Linked DNA regions of Mus musculus: region 1 is linked to region 2. The links are chromatin loops, found by intact Hi-C in ENCODE. Cell type or tissue: left cerebral cortex. All regions are shown on one strand. Each heading gives the region's core, and the rest is flanking DNA. Links, peaks and the distances in the headings are about the cores only.

Region 1 (11,043 bases), core at 1,013-9,012, 64 kb after region 2:
CTGCAAGCAGGCAGTCAAGATTACAAAAGGAAGACCCCTTGCTCAGTTCTGCAGCTACAGGGTCTCACCCTAGCTTTTAGCCGAGCCCTACCATTAATTCAGCCTGGTTTTGGTCTATCTCCTCCTCCTCCTCTTGCTTATTGAAAAAGTCTTAATGTTATCACTATATATTCTTTGTACAAAACAACGGGTTTCCTCATGACATTTTCATACAGGCATATTCTGTATTTTGATGATGTATACACCTTTCTCTCTCTTTAAAAACATTTGTTGTTGTTGTTGTTGTTGTTGTTGTTGCTGCTGCTGTTTTCTTTGAAACAGGGTTTTTCTTTGTAGCTCTAGCTGTCCTGAAACTAGGTCTGTAGACAGCGCTGGCCTCGAACTCTTAAAGACTTGTCTACTTCTGCCTCCTGAGTGCTGAAGTTAAAGGTATGCGCCACCACCACCTGGCTCTTTAAAAGCATTATAAGTGGTTTTTACAGTTAGGATGATAATAGTAGACTCTGTTTGTTTGTTTGTTTGTTTGTTTGTTGTGTGTATGAAGTATTTCACCTGCATGTATGTCCGTGCATGCAGTGCCTCTAGGGGCCAGAAGAGGGCACCAGATCCCCTGGGACTGGAGTTACACAGCTGACTGTAAACCGCCATATCAGTGCTGGAGATTGAATCTGGGTCCTCTGGAAGAGCACTCAGTGTTCTTAACCTCTGAGCCATTCTTCCCAGTCCTAGTAGACTCTCTTAGGTTTTTCATTTATTTAATTTTCATGTGCGTATATGGATGTGATTCTACATGTGTGAGTACTTACATATGAGCAGAGTCGCCCTTGGAGGCTAAAAGAGTTGGACTCCCCTTAACCTGGTTACAGACAGTTGTGAGCTGTTTAACATGAGTGCTGAGAACGCAGCTCTGGTCTTCTGCAAGAAGCAATATGCAGTCCTAACCACTGTGCCATCTTTCCAGCCCCCTTAGTAGACTCTTTAAAGAGACCTTGAACTTCCAGAGACATGGCTCAGCAGATAAGAGAACTTGCTGTTCTTCCAGAGGACCCAGGTTCAGCTTGATGCATCCATATGGTGATTTGCAACCATCTGAAACTTCAGTTTCAGGGGACCTAACATCCTCTTCTGACCTATGCAGGCATCAACCACACATATGGTGTATAGACAATACATGAAGGTGAAACACCCATACACATAAAATAAGTAAATAACAAATAAATTAATTTTTAAAAAAGAAAATCTCTGAAAAAAATAAAAATATTTATTTATTTTAGGGGTGTGTGTGTGTGTGTGTGTGTGTGCACACGCACGCGTGTGTGCTCATGGATGTTCTGATACATGTGCCCTATGTGTGCATGGATGCAAGAAGAGAAGTTGAATCACTCAAAGCTGTAACTATAGGGGTTTGCAGGACACATGGCTTGTTGCATGGATACCAGAATCCAAACTCAGGCTCTCATGATTGTGCAGCAAGTGCTCCTAACCACTGAGCCATCTCTCCATTCTCCTACCTCCCATTCACCCTCTCTTCTATCCCTTATACTGGTCCTCTCTATCCTCCCAAATCCCAATTGATATGTGTATACATATGTACACACACACACACACACACACACACACACACACAAAACACACACAACCTACATTCCATATATGAGAGAGAACATGTGATATTTGTCTTTTACATTCCAGGCCATTTCACTTAGTATGATGCTCTCCAGTTCCATTCTTTTTTTTCTATACGTGACATGATTTATTTGTTCCTATGGCTGAATTTTTAAAAAAAAAATGTTTTCATCTAGCATTGTCTTTCCCCATTCATCAGTTGATGAGATGGGTCCATATCTTGGCTATTGTGAATAGTGTAGCAGTATTATCTCAGAACGTTTCCTGACCTTGTTCACAGAATGGGCCCTGGTAACTGGCTGCCCTTCTTTTCATCCAAAGGTTTAGCACGCAATCAATCACCAGACAAGGGGCTCCAAACCAAGAGGCAAAGCAATTTAGCAGGCACCACACACAACTTGCCGTATACGCAATCCTAGCCGTATATTATCTCTGAACTTTAGCCCGTAGTTTTAACCACACAAGGCAAAGCCACAAAAATGTGTCTGTCTGTATCAATGAGCGGGGATGTCCACTGCTAAAGTTCCAACTCAGACAGGTGGATGCACACTACATCTGTGTTTCTGAGGACAGCTCACTAATCTGGTCTTTCTGGAATTTTTGCCTACAAAGAGTGATTTGTCTGATGAAAGAAATCAATAAATTGCTATTGAATGCAGTCCAACCTCATTTACTGAAACTAATTGGAGATAGCCTTTCAAATTTGTGGACCATCTGTATTGTAGGTTATAAATGAATAAAGCTAGGGGCCAGCAAGATGTCTCAGCAGGTAAAGGTGCTTGTTGCAAAACCTGATGACCCAAGTTCAATGCCCAGGACCCACAAGACAGAAAAACGGAACTGACTTCTGTAAATTGACCCCTGAGCTCAATATGTGGGTGGTGGCACATGCCCATCACTCCCCGTAAATAAATGGGTGCAATAAAAGAGGAAATGAAGCTTTACAGCTGCAAATCATCCCCAGTAACTGTAGGAAGGCTGACAAATTGTGCCTATTCGAAGCCTTAAGAGATTGCCTTAATGAAATGAGAAAACTCTCCGGCATCAATCACTTGAGCGAAAGCGGGCGTGCCCAAGCAACGACCTTTGTTTCCTAGAAGTTTGGAGGCCCGAGGTTCACAGCTTACTTATGCGATCCATTTCTTTACTGGTAGTAGAAGTAAGGCCGGGTAGAGCCCAAGCCATCCGCAGGTGGTACTCAGGGAGTTCTTTTCATGGGGTTTTACTGTAAAAGGATATGACTGGGAGGTGGTCTTAGTAACAGGTGCAATCCAGCCAGTAATGGAATAAAAGATGGTTTTAGAATACTGTCACTTCCTTTCCATTCTCCCCCCCCCCCCGAGGAGATATGGGAGGGGAAAAAAAAAGCTACCGACACAAGTCATGTACCTTCGTGCTTTGTCAAAACCCGGAACAAACAGTAAGCTGAAAACAATCTGAAGGTCGAGGAAAGGAAATAAACAAGAAACATAAGTAAAGCATGAGTCATCCCTTACCACCTGATGGCTCCCCCAAAATACAAATTAAAGCCATGGAAGGAAAGAGAGTCCATGTCACGCTTTGGCATTTTGATAGAGGACCTGACAGAGACTCTGTGCCCTTTTATTTTTACAGAAGGGACTGACCTTTGGCTTCTGGTTTGTATTGCCTTTCCTTCAAGGCCTGATGCGGCATTAGGATGACAAGACTCACCCCGCCTGGGCATCCACCTCCCTGCTGAGCACTGGGAATGGAGACAGGAGAAGGAGATTGTATTGGCTTAGGTTTACTAGCCCTTATCCTGTCTCCCTTAAATTTTTGAGGTTGTTTATAACAATGACAAAATAGAAACAGAGATTCAGAACCAGGATAAATAACAATACATTTTTTAAAAACCAGCTGTTAAAGAGCTTAACAAGCATGTAGAGTTGGCCCTTAGGTTGCCAAAAAGAGGAAAAGCTGGTGGCATGGTCCACTTGTGGGATAATGGCCTCTCTCTTGAGATAACACTTGTTTCTTAGGCAGGCCTCTCTGGAAATGCAACCTTACTCTAAATACCCAACTTTCCCAAGCCTGTCTCATTAGAAAGGTAGGCCTAATAGAGATAAACTTCAGAGAGTATTATGGCAATTTTGTGACATGATATTTTGTAACACACCGAGCCACACTCTCTGGTACCAGATACGCGTCTCTGAAAATGGCATCTGAAAGGATGGATGAGCAATAGAAAGCATTCGCCCTGGAAAGTATCTCTATCTGGCCCTGACATCAGCTAGAGCTTGGACTAAAGGTCACAGAGAAGGGAGATCAAAAGAGAGGAAAATCCTGTAAGACATAGCACCCAGCCTGGAGCTTCTCATGGCCAGAGATGTGCTGTCATTCCAGAATGCCAGAAGATGGCAAGCTGGAGGCCACTCCAAGCCATATAGCAAAACCCTGTTAGATAGAAATAGAAGACAAGAGATAGATAGATAGATAGATAGATAGATAGATAGATAGACAGACAGATGGACATACAGACAGACAGATAAGTAGAGATAAATAAGAGGAATGTTCTGGCAGCCCATGGGGATAGTGAGAAGACGGCCTGTGCTGGAGCAGAGGGATGCATAGGAGATAGGTGCACAGCAAGGAGGGCAGAATCAGCTCCTACAGCTGCTTGAATTTGGCCAAGTGGTGAAGGCATGTGTAGCCCATTTGACAGGAAGTGGGGAGTCACTGAAGGATTCTGAGCAGGTTGAGCAGGGGAAGGATGTGACATGCTGAAAGGGATGTTTTCAAAAGCAGAGTCTGTCCTCCGTCATCGAAGTGGTGTGCGTGCAGCTGGGTCGGAAAGGGAGGAGGAAGCTGGCAGACCAGCTGCAGCTTTCCAAGACAGAGGCAAATGATGAGCTCACAAGCTAAGGCAATGGGGATGGAGAAGATGGGAGATGCCAAGTTCTACCTGAGGGGTAGTAATTTAAGTGGCAGTTTCCTCAGGGCATAGACCATTCATGCTTTTTTTTTTTCCTGTATCCCTGCAATTTAGCATCCTGCTTGGCACACAGCAGGCACTCGGTCATGACTGACTGAATGAGTGGGCGAACACCTCCCTTGAAGACTGACGATGAATCAGAACAACTGTTTAATCAACAAAAGGCAACAGTATAGTACAAAACAATTGGATAGAGGATTATTCAATGACTCGGATTACATTCACTTTCTCTCACTGTCCTTGGACACACACTGGCAATGTGGTATAGGAAGGCAACCTAGAAGAGGCTGGACCGGCTGGGAAAGAAGCCACCTAAAACAAAACACATGTCAGCAGGAATTCTCTGTAGGAGAATACCAACCATCCATCCACTGGACACTTCACACATGAAGAAATGTCACACAGCAGGTAAGCTATAGATGGGAGAAGAAAAATTACAGCATTTACCTCACACAAGGACTAACTAAAAAAATCCACTTCACTTAGCAGGATTTGAGTTCCTAAAATTGAATTCCCATCCAAGACAATGGAGAAGAATGGGGGAAAAATACGAGAGTCTCCTAACCCTTGCCTTAATCCTCAGCTTTGTTTTGTTGTTTTCAATTCTTTAAACATATATTTACTTGTGTGTGTGACAGTGAGTGCCACAGCATGCACGTGAACACCAGAGGACAACTTGAATTTCCACCATATGGGTTCTAGACTTCAAACTCAGTTCATCAGATTTATGCCACAAGTGCCTTTAGCCATTGAGCCAACTCAAGACAAATTCGATTATATTAAAGGCAGGTTTATTGGGAAGTTGCTCTAGGTTGAGTTCCCTTGCCTCAAGGACCAAGAACAGGGAAGTTGCCATGGGGAGAAAAAGAGCGCAGAAGGGGAAAAGAAAGAGCACATGCAGAGAGAGAGAGAGAGAGAGAGAGAGAGAGAGAGAGAGAGACCTTGAGGAGACAAAAATGTCTGGATTATATAGGGAAGAGCCTCTGGGTTAGAAAGTTCAGGGTTAAGGGCAAGTAGGGACTGAGGGATTCTCAGAGGACCTGGAGGCCAAGTCTGCTGTGATAAGTAAATATATACCTCAGTCCCTTGTCCTGGGGTCTGACCAAAACAAACTGCTATCCCTGGACAGCTCTAGCCAAACTCTAATGTGGGATTAAGACTCCCCAGATTCTTCCTTTAGGTTTCTCATCCAAGCCAGAGGGCTGCAATCGCACCAAACTCTGCTGCCCTCTGCTGTGTGGCTCCAGATGTGCTGGCCCCAGTTGGGCCAGTAAAAGCAGCTCCTGGAGAATGGTCAGTTTCTTTCAGCCCTTGCTGCACTCAGACCTCTCCAACAGTGTGCATGTCATGCCTGTCCCTAATCTACACACATGAAACCTTTCCTATTTAGACCAGGCATAGCCCTGCTACAGCTGATGGGGTCCATGAGACCAGAATTGTCTTCAGCAAAGAAGGTGAGTTACTATGAACACACATATTCTCATCTAAATCCCATTTTAAAAACATTCCTTTATCATGTATTGAGCATTTGCTGTGTGCCTAATGCTGTAACACACACACACACATTACTTTAATGAATGCTGGCACCAATTTTGCAAATAAGTAATATCATTGTTCCCATTTTACCGCTGAAGAAACTAAGACTTGGAAAATTAAATGGCATGCCTAAAGCCACAGTGAAGGGCAGAGATGAGCCACAAATGCAGATCTATTTAGTTCTAAAGCTCTAGATTATTAGCCACCAACTGTGTCGTGGAGGGTAGCTTGGAGGGGAAGAGATAAAGGCAGACATGCTTGTCAGGGTCTGTGGCAACAGTTAGTGAGAACACCGGGAACCTGACAACCTTTAGATGCATTTAAGAGATGGACTAGGTTAGACAGGGTATTTCCCTGAACCTGGAGATGGAGGAGAGGAAGGGATCTGAAATGGCCCTCGGGATGATGGCTTGGACATCTGGGCCCACAGGGACATGTTGGTAGTGTGAGGGCAATGAAGGAACAAACACATATGGTTTTGCTGACTATGACATACGTAGGCAATTTGTTCCCTGAGTTCAGAGCTCATGAAAGAAGTCTGAGTTGGTGTTGGCTTATAGATGAGTGAGATTATCTCGAAGCAAGTGTTAGTCATCAGGAGAGAACCCTGAGGCTCAGACATGATCACGAAAAGAGCAAACTGTGTAGAAAGAGGACAGGAAGAAGCAACCATGAATGGAGTCAGCTTTGTCTTGATTTATTTCGTTTTGTTTTGTGACAGGGTGTTGCAACGCAGCCCGAGAAGGCCTTGAGCTCACACTCCGCCTACCTGGACCTCCAGAGTGCTGGCATTATGGGCCCTTGTCGACATGCCTGGCCAGAATCAGCCATGGCCACAAGGAGAAAACTAAAAATAACTCTCAAGGATAAAAAAGGAGGGGAGAGCTCTCTTAGGTGAGCTGCCACAGTGAAATCAATACTCTAAAAGTGGTCCTTTATTTTAAGAAGGCTATTGCTAAGTAAGAAAAACATACTGACTTTAAGCAACAGACACCATGGCATTAACCTGATCTCTCTCAAGGTGTCTGTGGCTTGGGAATCATCTAACTTGGGGGTCTCGCATGTGGTACAGAAAGTGGCCAGAACCAGGGCATTGGGGGAGGGGGAATGAGGTGGGGTAGAGGATAGCTAATGTAGTTGGGTGCTGGTGGAGCATCTATGTCTCTCCTGTGGTGGTCTCACCATCTCTCCAAGCCATCTTGCTCATAAGCTGCTTTGAGCTCCCCGGAAGCTTAGACATTCCCAGGGTAGTTGGAGTGCTTGCATAGCCTCTTGAAGATTGATTCAGTGTGCTAAGCACTCAGTGCTGTGTCCCCTAAAACTCTCATGTGGAGATTCTTGTCTCCAGTGGGTTGGGATTTGGAGAAGGAATCTTTAGGAGTAATTAGTCAGATGAAGAAGTTCTGAAGATACTGAAGACACCCTCAGGGGAGCCGTGCTTGTGTTAGTTACTTTCCTCCGTGCTGTGACAGAATATCTAACAAAAGGAGCTTAAGGAAGGAAAAGTGTGTTTGGGCCCCCAGGTTTGAAGGTACAGACCATGATGGCCCAGATGGCCTGGTGGCAGGAACGTGAGGCAGCTGCTCACATTGCATCTGCAGCTGAGAATCGGAGAAATGGGGGCTAGCGCTCTGCTTGCCTTCTCTATCCTCAGTCCAGGCCTCGGTGGGATGAGGCTGTTGACATTTAGAGCGATTCCCCCCCCCCCCACATCAATTAACCCAATTGAAAAGTCCCACACGGGGGTGGGGAAAGTGGAAAATCACTTCACCATCTGCTCATTTTCAAACAAGTCACAAAACCTGCCTCATTTCAAGGTGAGCCCCATTATCAATTAGGGAGCACCATGAAAGCCATTGGTACTTCTGCACGAGTACCTTCAGTAGAGTGGCCAGGGAAACTTTACATGGAAAGTCATAAAACAGAAAAACAAAACAAAACAAAACTAGATGTGTTCCAATGAGGTTCTTTTGTCTCTGAGATTAATCGAAACATCTAAAGCCATCTTGACTCCAACAATAATAGGGGTTTTTATAGCACTTGATGAGCTGATTATGTAGACAATAAAATATGTAACATGACAAAAAGTATTTGAAAAACATAGAGTAAAGCTTTTACTACCAGCTATCAAAACACAACACAGACTGCAGTCAACAAACCTGTGGGATACTGGCACAGGACACCGATCAGTGGAACAAGCCAGAGCTTAGTGTAGTCTCGTGTGTATGCTAACTTGCAATGCATGCTGAGCAAGGCATTACAAATCACAGAGCAGAAGATGTACCCGTCAATAAATGGTGTGGGAACAGTTGTCAAAATTGAGGAAAAGCCCAAAATATTGTTGGATCTATATTTCTTTTCAAATCTAAAGATAAAGTCCACTTGGATTAATGATCTAAGCATGCATACACATACATACACACACACACACACACACACACACACCTAAAATTCTGTAAGAAAATGTAGTATACCATTTCACTTGGAAGTAAGTCACAAACCATAGAAGTTATAAATGACTATTTTTAGATAACTATGTGTATGCACATGCATACAGAAAATTGATAAAAATTTAAAGCATTAATAATATCCATCATTGATGACTTTATGGAAAGAGTTATTTTCATACTCTGCTGGTCAGATGTGAACTGGCCCAGACAATTTGGCAGAATCCATTAAAGTGAAAATGTACTTTTTCTATTTCTAGGTATGGATCCTAGATAAATCCTTCTACATGTCCACAGATTTTCCCCATACCTGTTTCTAACAATTCTAAGTCGCAGGCAGTCCAAATGGCCATTAGTCATGGGAAGCAAGCTGACTCAAGGTTGGAGGATAGGTTAAGTGCCAGGAATTGCTAACGAAGATCATGGGAAATGGAGCTGACCCAGGATTAAGTTAAAAAAAAAAGAGGAAGAAGAAGAAGGAGAAGGAGAAGGAGAAGGAAGAAGAAAAGAAAAGAAAAGAAAAGAAAAGAAAAGAAAAGAAAAGAAAAGAAAAAGAAAAGGGTTGTCAAGCAGTATCAGGAGGCCCACCAAGGTTGGGCACTGCGAGTCTGAAGTGACCTCAATCCCACAGAGAAGACAGATGGTTCAAATGCCTTGGGAGTCACACACTCACTCCCTCAATTCGTACTTATTATTTCACTGCCTATTAAATGACAACAGTAGTCTAGGCCTTGGGATATAGGACTGAACAAAAGCAAACATAACCTACAGAACATAATGCCAAGTCAATGCTCCGAAGAGTAATTAAAACAGGATAGATGATGACAAGTACTGTTGAAGCACGGAGACCAGGGAAGGCCTCTCTGTAGAGGTAACATGCAAACAGAAGTCCATATGAAATAAAAAAGAAATGTCTGGAAAAGGAGATGGCTCATTTAGGGAAGTTCTGGACATGCAAACATAACAATCTGCGTTCAGATCACCAGCATCCAAGTAGGAAAACTCAGGTATAACCTCTATAGTCTCAGCACAGGGAGGCGGTACAGACAGATCCCTGAAACTCATTCACTAGCCGGTCTACCCAAATAGATGAACTGAAGAGTCAGTGAGAGAGCCTGTTTAAAAAATCAAACTGAGGGATTAACAAGAGGACTCAGAGGACTGAAGCAGTTGGTGAGCCTGATAGCTTGATTTTGAGCCCTACAACTCACACGGTGGAAGGACAGAACCAATCCTAGAAAGTTGTCTCTGACCTCTACGTGTGAACCATGGAGCACAGGTGACTCTACTCTCACACACATACTACACAAAATAATAATAATAAAATTGGAAATGATCAAAGAGGACATCTGATGTCTACCTGTATTCTCTATACTCATATGCGCGTGCGCGCGCGCGCGCACACACACACACACACACACACACACACACACACACACACACAGGGGAGCACCTTTTTTGTAGGGATGTCATGTACAAAGGTCTTGGGGGCAGGAGCACTGAGAGGATAGATGGAAAAGGAGCAGAAGAGTTATATGTAGTGGAATTACCTGAACTGAGGGAAAATGTAGTTTGGATCAAATAAGAAGGAAATTGGGACAAGGAGATGCTAATAAGTGGACAAGAAAAACAGGAAGATTTGGGATGGTAGAATAAAGGATAAAAGTCTATTATGGATGGGAGGATGTATTCAGAGGATAAGAGACTGGAGTTAAGAGAGTGAGGGAATAAAAATTCTAGGCAATACCAAGGCCCGAAATGCTGCTGTGGGTGAAAGGTTAAGGATGTGTGTCAAAGAAAGGGCTGAGAACGGAGGGACTGTGGACTGGAAGGATGTGCCAAATATGGTTAGAGGCATGACAGGAAGGGACAACCTACCTTCCAGAGCAAGCAGCCGAGGAAAGACTAGGAGGGTGTGGCAAGGCCAAGTCAAGAAGAAAGAAACCTGAGAGAAGGACAAAAGTGGTGTGGCAAGAGTGGAGATGGAAAAAAGGCGGCACAAGATGGCTGAGAAGTAAAAAAGATCTGGCTACCAAAGAGGACAGATGGTGAGGAAAGTTCCCAAAGAGCCTTGCCAAGTCCCAGGGGTGCAGCCGAGGATCCTTATGTAATGAATGCACACAAGGTTTGTGAGAAGCCCAGCAAAGCACAGAACTCAGCTGGGCCTCCAGATCTGAGTCCGTCTGTGAGTACAGAATGAAAGGAAACACGCTGGGGGACAGAGCATGAGTTCCTAGCCCATGACCACTAATTTAGTGCAGGGGATAGAAGAGGAGGAAGTGAGGAAGAAGACAGGTGAAGGAACAGGACATGGGAAAGAGACCAAGCAGGAGAAGTGGAGGTGGAGGAGGGAGAGGAGGAAAAGGAAGAAGAGGAGGAAGAGCCAAGAGCTTTGGCAGGCAGCTTGGAAGAGCCACAAGCAGTTAGGAGCCACTAGAAAAGAGTTGCTCACCAAATCTACCAGGCACGGCAAAGGGCCAG
Region 2 (11,043 bases), core at 1,246-9,245:
TGCACACAATTTCTAGGCACTTAGCATCCTCTTGGATGAAAATTGGGCACGGTCTGTCCTTGGAGCCATCTTTGCACAGACTTTAGGGCCAGACAAGTACACTACACATACTGCCCTCTGTACGTCTCCATGCACATACTCTGTATCCATACAACACCCTTCCATTCTTGTCCAAGGAAAACCCAGGGGTTTATAAGGGTTGACTTGCCACACTTCCGCACTCATGGTTAAAGTGTGTTATGTTAGTGCGTCAACTGAACCTCTAAACCTATAACCCATAAGAATTAAGGGTTAGGGACTGCTTCTGTCTGACCTAGAGCTGCTCTCCTGCTACCGTCTGTGAAGGGGCTGGGGGAGCACCATTATACTTTCCTACCAGTTGATCTTGCTGATGTCTGTCCTCAGTTTTAAGATCTCATCAACACTTACCCTGAGCCTTGAGGGTTGCTCTGAGTGATGCTGATGCTAAGTCAGAAGCAGAGACACATTTCAGGTATGAGGTGGTAAGCACTGTGTCCAGCATGTGGCCATGCATAAGAGAAGGACCCTATGGGCCTTTTAAAACAGTGAGACTTTGGTTCTCATGCCCCTGCCTTCAACTACTGGATTTGGAACAATGGTCCAGGCCATTGTATCCTAGAGGTACAGAAAGTATGAATGGATGGTGCCAGGAGGGATTAAGTATCACCCCACTCCATGTCCTCATGGTCTGAGACTGTCAGTGTCTATGGGAGTCAGGGAGGCCTTGAGGGAAGGGCACTAGAGGAAGGGAGGTCAAGAGCCAGGATGAGCAGCATGCTACCAGTGGCTCAGACTCAGGCCAGGAAAATGTCTAGACTCTAGACCTACAGAGAAGATCTACCCTGAGCTGTCTGAGGCTCTGCCAGGCCTGGGAAAGCAGCCACCCCAGAAGCCGTATGGCCTCTGCCATCCCATCGGGCTGGAGCTCATTGTCTTCCCCATCACAGGAAGTCTGTGCGCTCCTCCTGCACTCTGATCCCATCACCCCCTTGTTTCCTACTTTTACTGCTGAGTCTAGTTAGATAAGCTGATACCTGAAACCCTGGCTTTGTCCAGTCTGAAAGAACAAATTAGAGGCCATTGATTCTCATCACTGTTGAGGTCCTGGCTGTACAAAAGGCTTTCCCCTTTAGAAATGGGGGAATACCCCCCAGTACACTTCAATATGCCATTCCAGCTCATTTTCTGCTTAAAAGGAAGCAAGAGCTGTTTCCCAGAGAATCTCAAGCCAAGAGGTTTGGAGCCCTTGTCCACGAGAGTAAGACAATAGCATTTTCAAGCTGAGAACTGCAGCCAGGGGAAGAAGCAGATTTGATTTTCATGCAACCTGAACTCTAACCCTGCTGAGACGGAAAAAAAAAGGAGGAGGAGGAGGAGGAGGAGGAGGAGGAGGAGGAGGAGGAGGAGGAGGAGGAGAAGGAGAAGGAGAAGGAGAAGGAGAAGGAGAAGGAGAAGGAGAAGGAGAAGGAGAAGGAGAAGGAGAAGGAGAAGGAGAAGGAGAAGGAGAAGGAGAAGGAGAAGGAGAAGGAGAAGGAGAAGGAGAAGGAGAAGGAGAAGAAGAAGAAGAAGAAGAAGAAGAAGAAGAAGAAGAAGAAGAAGAAGAAGAAGAAGAAGAAGAAGAAAGAAGAAAGAAGAAGAAAGTCTGTGCAACTTTTCAGGAACATGCCAACCTCAGCAGGAATGGTGCACTTGTCTTCTTGTTTAGGTTCTAGCCTGTATAGTGATTGCTTTAAAAGTCTACCCACAGCTCTGACAGAGGTCCCACTTGTGATGACGCTACTCCATCTACTACTCTGTACTAATGCATGTGACTCTGGGATATGAAGCACTCTTGGTTGCCTCCACATTGACCTTCTCTAAGACACTGTGCTGTCTTCTACTGCCAGCTTTGCTTCTCTGGATCAGGCTCTGGAAAGCCTGACCTCCGCTTGTCTAGCCTTTCCTGTCGACAGGCCTGGCTCAGGTTCCAAGGGTGCCTAGAGTTTAAAACTGGGGACAGAGTGATGTCCTCCACAGTGGGAGGGGTACAGTAAGCTGTCCTTACACTGCATACTGGAGCAGACGCTGGCAAGAGGGAGTAGAAGGAGAGAAAGTGGTGCTCAGAGACCAAGGGACACTTGGCGAGGCCCCAGAAACTCTCAGTCTCTGCAGAGCAAAGTGTCTCCCAGGTCAGGAGGCAGTGAGGAGTCTTTGTGGTTGGAGGAGGGGCAAAGAAGGAGGTAGGGTGAACATTCCAAGTCAGAACAGAGAGCGGGAGGGGAGGAAGCAGCACCATTTTAGAACCTGGAACTTTGGGAACTCTGGCAATGGAGAGTTCATGCAAGTCTGTTCGAGGGACAAGGCAAGTGATTCTAGGGCTCCTTTTACTAGACAAGGATACAGGAGTAGCGCGTGTGTGTATCTGAACCTCTGGCTGGTGGCCAACTCCAAGGAAGGGTCGTTCTTGGTTTCAGGAGTGATCAGGAGGTGGAAAAATAGTAGGAGCTTTGGAAGCAGCCAACGCTAGTCTTTAATAAAATGTAAGTGTGATACTTATGCCTACATGGTTAGAGTATGCAAAAAAAAATTAATGTAAAAGGAGAAGACAGGACAAGAAGTTTCAGGGTCTAGACCAGAAACCCAGTGTATTCTGGCAGCCGGTTTAACTTCCTTGAAATCATCTCATGAATTTAGTAGTAACACCCCAACAGCTGCACCCCAAAGGGTTCACAGAGTATCTTCTAGTCAAAGTCTCCCTTATACCCTCTGGGGAAATATGCAGCTTCAGGTGGTCCAGCCTCCTCTGGGGTACCCTTTCTGTATCCAACCATTTTCTTCTTTAAAGGCACCACCTTGGGCTATTGGCCTGAAATTAAATGATGAAGATGTCTTGTCTTGCCAACCACACTGGCTGTGTAGGTTCTCCCATGGAGGGGCAGGCTGCTGTGGTAGCTTTATTCATAGTTTTTGCTCCCTTCCGGCCATTGCCTGGCTGGCAGGAATTTCTGAGGAGAAAGTCTTTACCGCTCTTCCTCAAAAGGAGACTGTCTTGCCTCGGTGCTAGGGTCTTGCAGGAAATCACCTGGAGGCAGGAGGCATCAACCAGGCCAATGTACTTTCCTGAGAAGCCCGACAGTGTTCTGAGTTCGGGGCAATGCCAAAGAACAAAAGAGCAGAAAGGAGGTGGCTACACAGAGGCAGGCAGAGTTGGCCAGAACCCCAGAGGCTTCTGGGCAGTGTGCCATCCTCCTGTTCTTGGGTTGGGGAGAGGGGGTGTTCAAACTAAGAAAGTTCCTGGGCCCTTCCTCTAGGAAACTCGCTGTCCTGTTCACTCCCTCTCTCCACTCTCACCTCCCTGTGACTCCAGCCCTGGCACTAGTAACTGTCCACCTGGTCTTGGCCTTCCCTTTCTGCTGTGCCAGGCAGGCTACTGTGACAGCCAGATCACAGGACTGGGGCAGCTGAAGGTGGGAGCTGGCAGCCCCAGGAGGCTCTGACCCACAGAGGACAGGCAGACCGGGCAGGGGCTGTTGGGACACTGAGGACCCGGGGACTGAAGTAGACAAGGGATTATCTATTGGTGTGGAGAATTTCCAGGTAGGGGGTTAATACAGGTAGAGGTGAAGGGATTCCGTTTCCCAGAGCTGCACCGAGGTTATCAGATCAAGTTCCTGTGTTTCCTGGGTTTTGGTACCGGGAGACTGGGGACCGAAGTTATACCTGAGACAAGAGTGGAAGGGGAAGCCAGAATAAAGAAGAAGCAAGTCTCCGGAGAGATGAACGCTGTGGGGCCAGGTGTCCCACAATGGAGCAGAGAACAAAATCATCCAGGACCTTGGAGTACAGAAGATAAGCCTGGCTCTGTCCAGTCCAGATCTGCCTTAAGGACGCTGCCTCTGCTTACACATAGGCTAAAGGAGCAACAGCTGGGATCCACTAGCCACTGCGGTCGCCCCCGCCCCCGCTCCCGCAGCGTGCTCCTGACTATGCAACAAGTGTCACGTCTACATGTTGGCACATCATCTCCAGTAGCTTGAGCCCCTGGACTGGCCAGCGGCCCCTAAACTCTAAGACCCAGAGACCTTCAACATGGAGTCCTGACCCCACTCAGCTCAGGTCAGCCACCTCCACTGATTCACGAGGTGAGCTGGACATACCGCCATCCTCTCCCCCCACCCCCACTTGGGGTGCAGGGTGCAGGACATAAGGTGTAAGTTTGTGGTCCTAAGTACTTTAAACTACGAGGGGCATGGGGCTGGGGGCTAAGTGGTGATATGCAAGGTAATCATGAAACACCCCCCCCTCCCGCGCGCGCTGTCCTAGGAAGCAAAGCCTACATGGCATGTCGCCCCGTGGCCCCAGATGCCCTGTCAATAGGCCTCCCGGTGTGGCTGGCGCGTGGCTGCTCCTGCAAGGCTCGCACCATGTTTCCCTGGAGGCGGGAAGAGCGCGCGTGGGGCGGAAAGAGAGGACCGCGCAGGCTGCACCTCGGGAGAGCCCCAAGCGAGCAGGAGGGCACGCACTCACCTCCACAAACTGCAGTCAAGGAGAGCCAGAGCAGCAGCAGCGCCTGCACGCAGAGCCTCAGATTCATGCTGCAACTCGGTCCGCGGCAGCCCAGAGGAGCCGGCGAGTGGGCGGAGAGGCAGGGCACCCGGACGCAAAGAAAGGCGCGAGCCGGGGCTGGCGCGTGCGGGCACGGAGCTCGCGTGGCTCCCGGACCGCGGGAGGGTGAGCGCCCCAGCCGCACCGCTGGCTGCCTGCCCCACTCCTGCTCGCTGCCTCTGCTCTTGGTGCAGCCTTCTCTGCCGCCGCGGGGCAGCGCCGCGAAGCTGGCCTTGGTGGCTTCGGGTCGGCGGCAAAAACTCTCTAAGTGGCTGACGCTGCTCTGCCCGCGACTCCCAACTACCCGTTGGTCCAGGCTGTTAGAGAGAATGCTTCCCTGCTCACTTCGGGGTCTGCATTTTGTAGCTTGTGGTTTGGCCGCGAGCCCACTTGGTCATGTGGTCATTAGGAGGCGGGGGGGTTGGGGGGGGGGGGAAGAGAGGCAGGAAGAGGGAGAGGGAGTGAGCCTCCCGCACCGCCCCCCTCCCGGGAAGCATGCTGCAGCCCTATCCAGGGCGCGAGAGAGAACCCAGAGGTGGCCCCACAACAAAGGCCGAGCGGCTGCTCGGACAACCCACAACTGCTCCCCGGACAATGCCTGCCTGGCCGGGGTCCAGAGGGTTTGTAGAGACCTGAAGGATTTCAAACACGTAAACCATTTGAAACAGTGAGGGGCACTCTTAACCCTTTCTCACCTGGGTTTCCTTAACAGCTGTCAGGATACCTGGGCGTTTGCAGAAGGACCCTATTTGGGCTGCCCACAACACCCTCCCTCCATTTCCGAATCTAACTATGTTTTTTTTTCTTTCCTTGACACTGCATTCGCAAGTATGGGTTTGCTCAAGACCTCCCCTACTCCGCCTTTTTCCTCTGCATCTTCAACTGAATTAGAATTGGGGGTGATTGCCTAGGTTGTGCATAAAACTTAGGTAACCACCATTCATATCTCCTGCTGTCCCCTAGCGAGTACCTTCTACCTGGACTGGTGGGCTCGGTGACCAAGCTCTTTATGCATACAGCAAAACCTCAATATCCCACCCAATCTAAAGGCCACCGTTCTGTCCCTGCCCAACCTGAGATGCTACCCCCTGGTTCCTCTTTACTGTGGGGAGGCATTCTGCAGGTTCTACCATGTTCCCCTTCTTGCTGCTTGGAGCTGACCCCAACTTAGTTTTGTCTCGTTGTAGGGAGGATCCTCCCAGCTCCTTCCAAACTCAGCTGGATTTCTTTTACACTCAACTGGGATTCCCTATTATAAGAGGGCCTGGAGTCATTTGCCTTTCTACTCTAGATGCTTAGCTCCTTTTACAGCCTGGGATTCCCCCAAAGAAATGCACCAGATTGGGAACTCTTTAAGACAGGACCCTAACGGTCCCAATCTTCCAGGTCTCTCCAAAGTCCCCAATATCATTCTCTGCACATAGGTGGCACTCAACACATATTAAAAGACTAAATCAAAAGGTGTTCCCACCTTGCAGCAAGCCAGGCAGTTTGCTCCATGTGTACATCCAAATGTACACAAAAGGTACATTGGACAGGGTTTCTCTGTACCGCAGAAGATGTGAAATGGTATGCTATATTAGTATGAAATATCTTTGAAATGTTACAACGTTCCAATACATACATTTATCAGTCTCTCTGCCAAAACTGTCCACAAGAAAGTGACCTTTTATATATATATATATGCAGCTCCAGGCCCAGAACACAGCCTCAGAGCTAACGGGCTTCAGAATATATGATTCTGAATATAAGAGTAACTATTCAAATAAGTCAAGGGAGTCAGATGGGAATAAGGTGGGGTTCTTGATGGTCGTCTGCGGTCCAACTGGCCATATTGAATAGAAGAGGAACCAGGAAGAATCTCTCTTCACCTGAGGGACCCTGAATATGAACAGCCAGCATGGGTAGAATGTCACTCTTTTTTCCCCTCTCCTACAGGAAAGAACAGTTCAGTGAGAACGAGAAACATTGTCTTCTAGATGTAGCTGCTGTAGGCCATCACTGCCCTTACCTACACTTACTGGATCTTAGGCAAGGATAATCTCTGCTCTTCCCACTCCATGGTGCTATAGGGACAAATGAGATCATGTGTCTGAAGGCACTGTACAAAGTGAGAAGCCCTCACAGAGTCACTATTAGGAAACACATAGCTCCCGTTCCTGACGGAGCAAGCCTGTGCACATGTAAATAAGTGCCTCTCAAAACTTAATAGAAACTTTCATATTTTATTGCATGTTTACTGGGATGTGCATGACTTTCGCTGAGTGGCTAGAATACTGCTTTCTAATATGATAGATAATAACCACATTCTAAACAAAGTTAAAATTTCAGTCCCTTGGTCATACTGGCCATATTTCACTTGCTTGAGCCATATATGCATTGCTGGTGGCTACGGTACTAAGCAGCATAGAACATGGCCCATTGACAAGAGTTAGCATCCATGTGAGGCAGGGGACACAGCCTGGTGTATGTATTGTTGGGAACAGAGATGAGATGGCTGTCCTCCGTGAGAGCAGTGTGTCATTAGTCCCCCCACATCAGCAATGTACTATACAGTTCCATGGTCTCTTACATCATTACCATCGGCTCTTTAGCTGCTCAGTTAACTTACTTACCTCTGTGTACTGTGGATTTGTATGCGCAGTGTGTCTTTTTATTTTCCTAACCTGAGATTTTGGTTAACAATTTTAAATTCTGCTCCTCAATTCCTTACCTATGCAGTGTGGCTCCAGATGCCCCTTTGAGGCTTCCAGGCTTCTTCTGCACAGTACAGGTATATATCCCTCTAAACTCTTGTTGGAACTAAACCCCCAGGTGATAGTTTTCAAAGGAGCTTTTTGGAAGGTAACTAATTTATGAAGACTCTATCCTCATGAGTGAGTTGGAGCTCTTATAAAAGAGGTTGAAGAAACAGTCCAATGTTCTTTTCTTCTATTTCTGAGAAAAGGTTTCTCTGTGTAGCCCTGGCTGTCCTGGAACTAATTCTATAGATCAGGCTGGCCTCAAACTCAGAGATATGCCTGCCTCTGCCTCCCAAGTGCTGGAGTTGAGAGCCTGTACCACCACACCCAGCTCCCATGTTCTTTTCTTACCTTTCGGTCTTGTGATAGATTGTCAACTTGATGGAGTACCGAGTCACCTAAGAAGGAAACCTCTAGGTGTGTCTATAAGGCATTTCTAGCGAGATTTATCTGACATTGGAAGAGCCACTCTGAATGTGGGTGGCACAAATCCTGAGTAGGAAGTGTCTTAGACTGAATAAAAAGGAGAAAATGAGTCTGGGCCTTGTCTCACATGCAGGAGATCCTAGATTCAACACCCAGTACTTGCTAGTAGTCGGGGGTGGGGAGGAAATGAGTGGACAAAAGCAGAACACACTCATTTTCATCTCTCTGCTTCCTAACTATGGGTGTAATGCAACCAGCCACCTCCCACTCCTGGTACCATGAATTCTCTACTATGATGGAATATACCTGCTCAAACCATGCATCACAAATAAATCTTTTTCTCCCTGAAGTTAGCTTTTTTAAAAGTTATTTGGTCACAACAACCCCCAAACTAATACATGTCTCTTCTGCCATGTGAGAACACAGCAGTGAAAGGCTCCCCTCCTACACCTCATCCCTACCCCACCCCCACCTCATAAGAAGCAACCCTCAAGGTGCCATACTGGAAGTGAAGAGAGTTTGGAAGCTGTCACCAGACATGAAAACCTGTTGGTGCTTTGATCTTGGACTGTCCAGCCTCTTCAAGGGTGAGAAATATATTTGTACTGTACATGAACTACCCTGTCTCTGACATTTTGGTACAGCAGCAGGAACAGAGAGCTATAGTTGAGCAGTTCAATGAGATAATGCATGGAAAGTACTTAGCAAGTCTCCCTCCAGAGTGGGTGCACATTCAATGTAAGTTTTCTCCGCTGCCGAAGCTCCCCCTCCCCCTATCTGGCAGTCTGCCCTCTGGCCTCCAGGACCCGATCAGGTGGGAAGGCCTTTGCCTTTGCCCTGCTTCCTCCGCATCTGTCTTCTTAATAGCCAGCAAAACTGATCATTATCTTATTGTCCCCGAAGGGTCAATACCTTTGGAGGCTAATCTAATGAGTCCAGGATCTAGGGACTTCAAGTGTGATAGTGACTTAAAGTTAACTTCCAGGTATGAAGTTCCCTCTAACAGCATTAAACTCTACCCTGTCAAGCAAGGAGACTCTTTGGTGACTTTCATTTTGCATTTTTCTAAATAGAGCTAGCTTGCTTTCAAAAATCAACTCCCAAGTCAAAGTTCCATCCACTGAGTCCTCAGAGTGCGATCCTGCTGCAGTCCTCTCTACCTGTCCCCGTAGATGATACTAATAGCAATGATGAGAGCCAAATAGTTATTGTACAAGTACTATGTGTTAAACAGCATCCCAAGTGTTTTAAATGTATTAACTAATTTACTCCTCATAGTGAGGCACGGCTGATTCTTTATCACCTCCACTCATTTCCTCAGGTCTGCCTAACCTCAAAGCTCATACTCTCCTGTTACTACTAGGCATCACCAACCAAAGAACATACAGGGCCGGAGCTAGGCCTCCCTGTACATATGCACCAGATGTGCAGTTTGGTACGTGGGATCTTTTTCTACCTGGGCTGCTTTGTCTGGCCTTAGTGGAAGAGGAAGTACCTAGCCTCCCAGAGACTTGAAGTGCCAAGGTGGGGAAATACCCAAGAGGGCCCCCACCTGCTCAGAGGAGAAGGGGAGGGGGGAGGATTGTGGGAGGGAATGACTGAGAAGGGGTCAGTTATCGGAACGTCAAGTGAATAAGTAAAAAATAATTTAAAGAAATAAAAATTAGATTTTAAAAATTTTAGGGAAAAAGAAAAAAAGGAGAAGAAGAAGGAGAAGGAAAAGGAGAAAGAGGAGGAGGAGAAGAAAGAGAAGGAGGAGGAGAAGGAAGAGGAGAGGAGGAAGAGGAGGAGGAGGGAGAGGAGGAGGAGAAGAGGAGGAAGAGGAAGAGGAGGAGGAAGAGGAGAAGAGGAGGAGGAAGAGGAAGAGGAGGAGGAAGAGGAGTAAGAGGAGGAGGAGAAGAGGAGGAAGAGGAAGAGGAGGAGGAAGAGGAGAAGAGGAGGAAGAGGAGGAGGAGAAGAGGAGGAAGAGGAGGAGGAAGAGGAGGAGGAGGGAGAGGAGGAGAAGAGGAGGAAGAGGAGGAGGAAGAGGAAGAGGAGGAGGAAGAGGAGTAAGAGGAGGAGGAGAAGAGGAGGAAGAGGAAGAGGAGGAGGAAGAAGAGAAGAGGAGGAAGAGGAGGAAGAGAAGAGGAGGAAGAGGAAGAGGAGGAGGAAGAGGAGGAGGAGGGAGAGGAGGAGGAGAAGAGGAGGAAGAGGAAGAGGAGGAGGAAGAGGAGAAGAGGAGGAAGAGGAGGAGGAAGAGAAGGAGGAAGAGGAGGAGGAGGGAGAGGAGGAAGAGGAGGAAGAGGAGGAGGAGAAGAAGAAGAGGAGGAGGAGGAGGCGGCAGCAGCTACTGCTGCAACTTCTTACTTCTTGGGTCCATAGCATACCATACATTTCTTTATTTGAGCCTCTAACATCTAAGTCATACTCTCTTAAATTGGGAAACAATGAAGCATAGTGGGAAGAGACATGGGGATACTATAGCAGTGCTGTCACTTACTAAATGAGTAACTTTAGATAAAGCATTAACCTTTTCTGGGTCTTTGCTGCCTTATGTGAAAAACAGGCTATCTTAGCACTGGCTCCCTGGAGTTGGGGAAGGTTTAAACGAATCAGAATCTATACAATACTTGGAGCAGGGCTTGGTGATTTTCATGGTGAGGTGAGCATTGTACAGCTGTTATGTACTCTTATAGATATCTGTTTCTATGTCTTACAAATACAAGACAGTAAGCTTGTGTTTTATTTTTGTCTTCTCTCCGGGTATTACTGTTGCCCAAAGCCAATTCTTGGAGACTGTTCATTGAATGAAAGAAAGAATTGTACTAATCATCATTCTAGGTTTGAGACACGCCAAGAATCCTTATTTTGGGAAAAATCATCACAACTTGCCCACAGGATTGTAGATGAGTCAACACCAACAGTTAGCAGAAATACTCAAAAGACGTGACCAACCTCAACCCCAATTGAACAAGGATTACTTTTTACTGGAGCAGTACAAATAATGGAATGAGTAAGAAGAAAGGTCATCTGGGTAATGATGGGCCTGCCCAGCAACCAGAGAACCTCCATAGTAACAATTCTAACTCCTCTCATTATGCAGATAGAGAAACTGAAGCCAAGGAAGGAAAAGAGGCTTGCCCAAGTCTGGTGGCAAACTCACAACTGGGGTACATTCACTCCCATATCTTGCTTTTTCTCTATGCTTTTCCAGCATTATCTAAAGGATCACTAGAAGAACCCAAGCTGGCTGGGCAGAGCTGGTACTCACTGTGGCTGTGGTTAGACACAG

Evidence for each region. A loop is a pair of places that touch in the nucleus more often than their neighbours do. Peaks named below come from ENCODE experiments on the same cell type or tissue, not always from the same donor. Only the 100,000 strongest peaks of a DNase experiment are listed, where the experiment ranks them.
Region 1: it touches region 2 in a loop (2.0-fold over the local background); 14 of 42 quality-filtered maps call a loop at or near these places.

What each region holds. Positions count from the first base shown.
Region 1 is chrX:48,094,252-48,105,294 of GRCm38, forward strand. No RefSeq gene overlaps it. Among named protein-coding and RNA genes, the nearest start is that of Xpnpep2, 9.0 kb to the right of the region's middle. In left cerebral cortex, for the core only: a CTCF peak has its summit at 5,823 (motif pointing left); DNase peaks (open chromatin) are centred at 4,439, 4,637 and 5,812.
Region 2 is chrX:48,029,912-48,040,954 of GRCm38, forward strand. It overlaps Apln (apelin), which reads right to left and starts at 4,942. Exons shown (of 3, transcript NM_013912.4): 1 at 4,528-4,942. The coding sequence starts at 4,594. In left cerebral cortex, for the core only: a CTCF peak has its summit at 6,029; DNase peaks (open chromatin) are centred at 2,934, 2,954, 3,212, 4,211 and 3 more places; H3K4me3 peaks cover 1,487 bases; H3K27ac peaks cover 548 bases.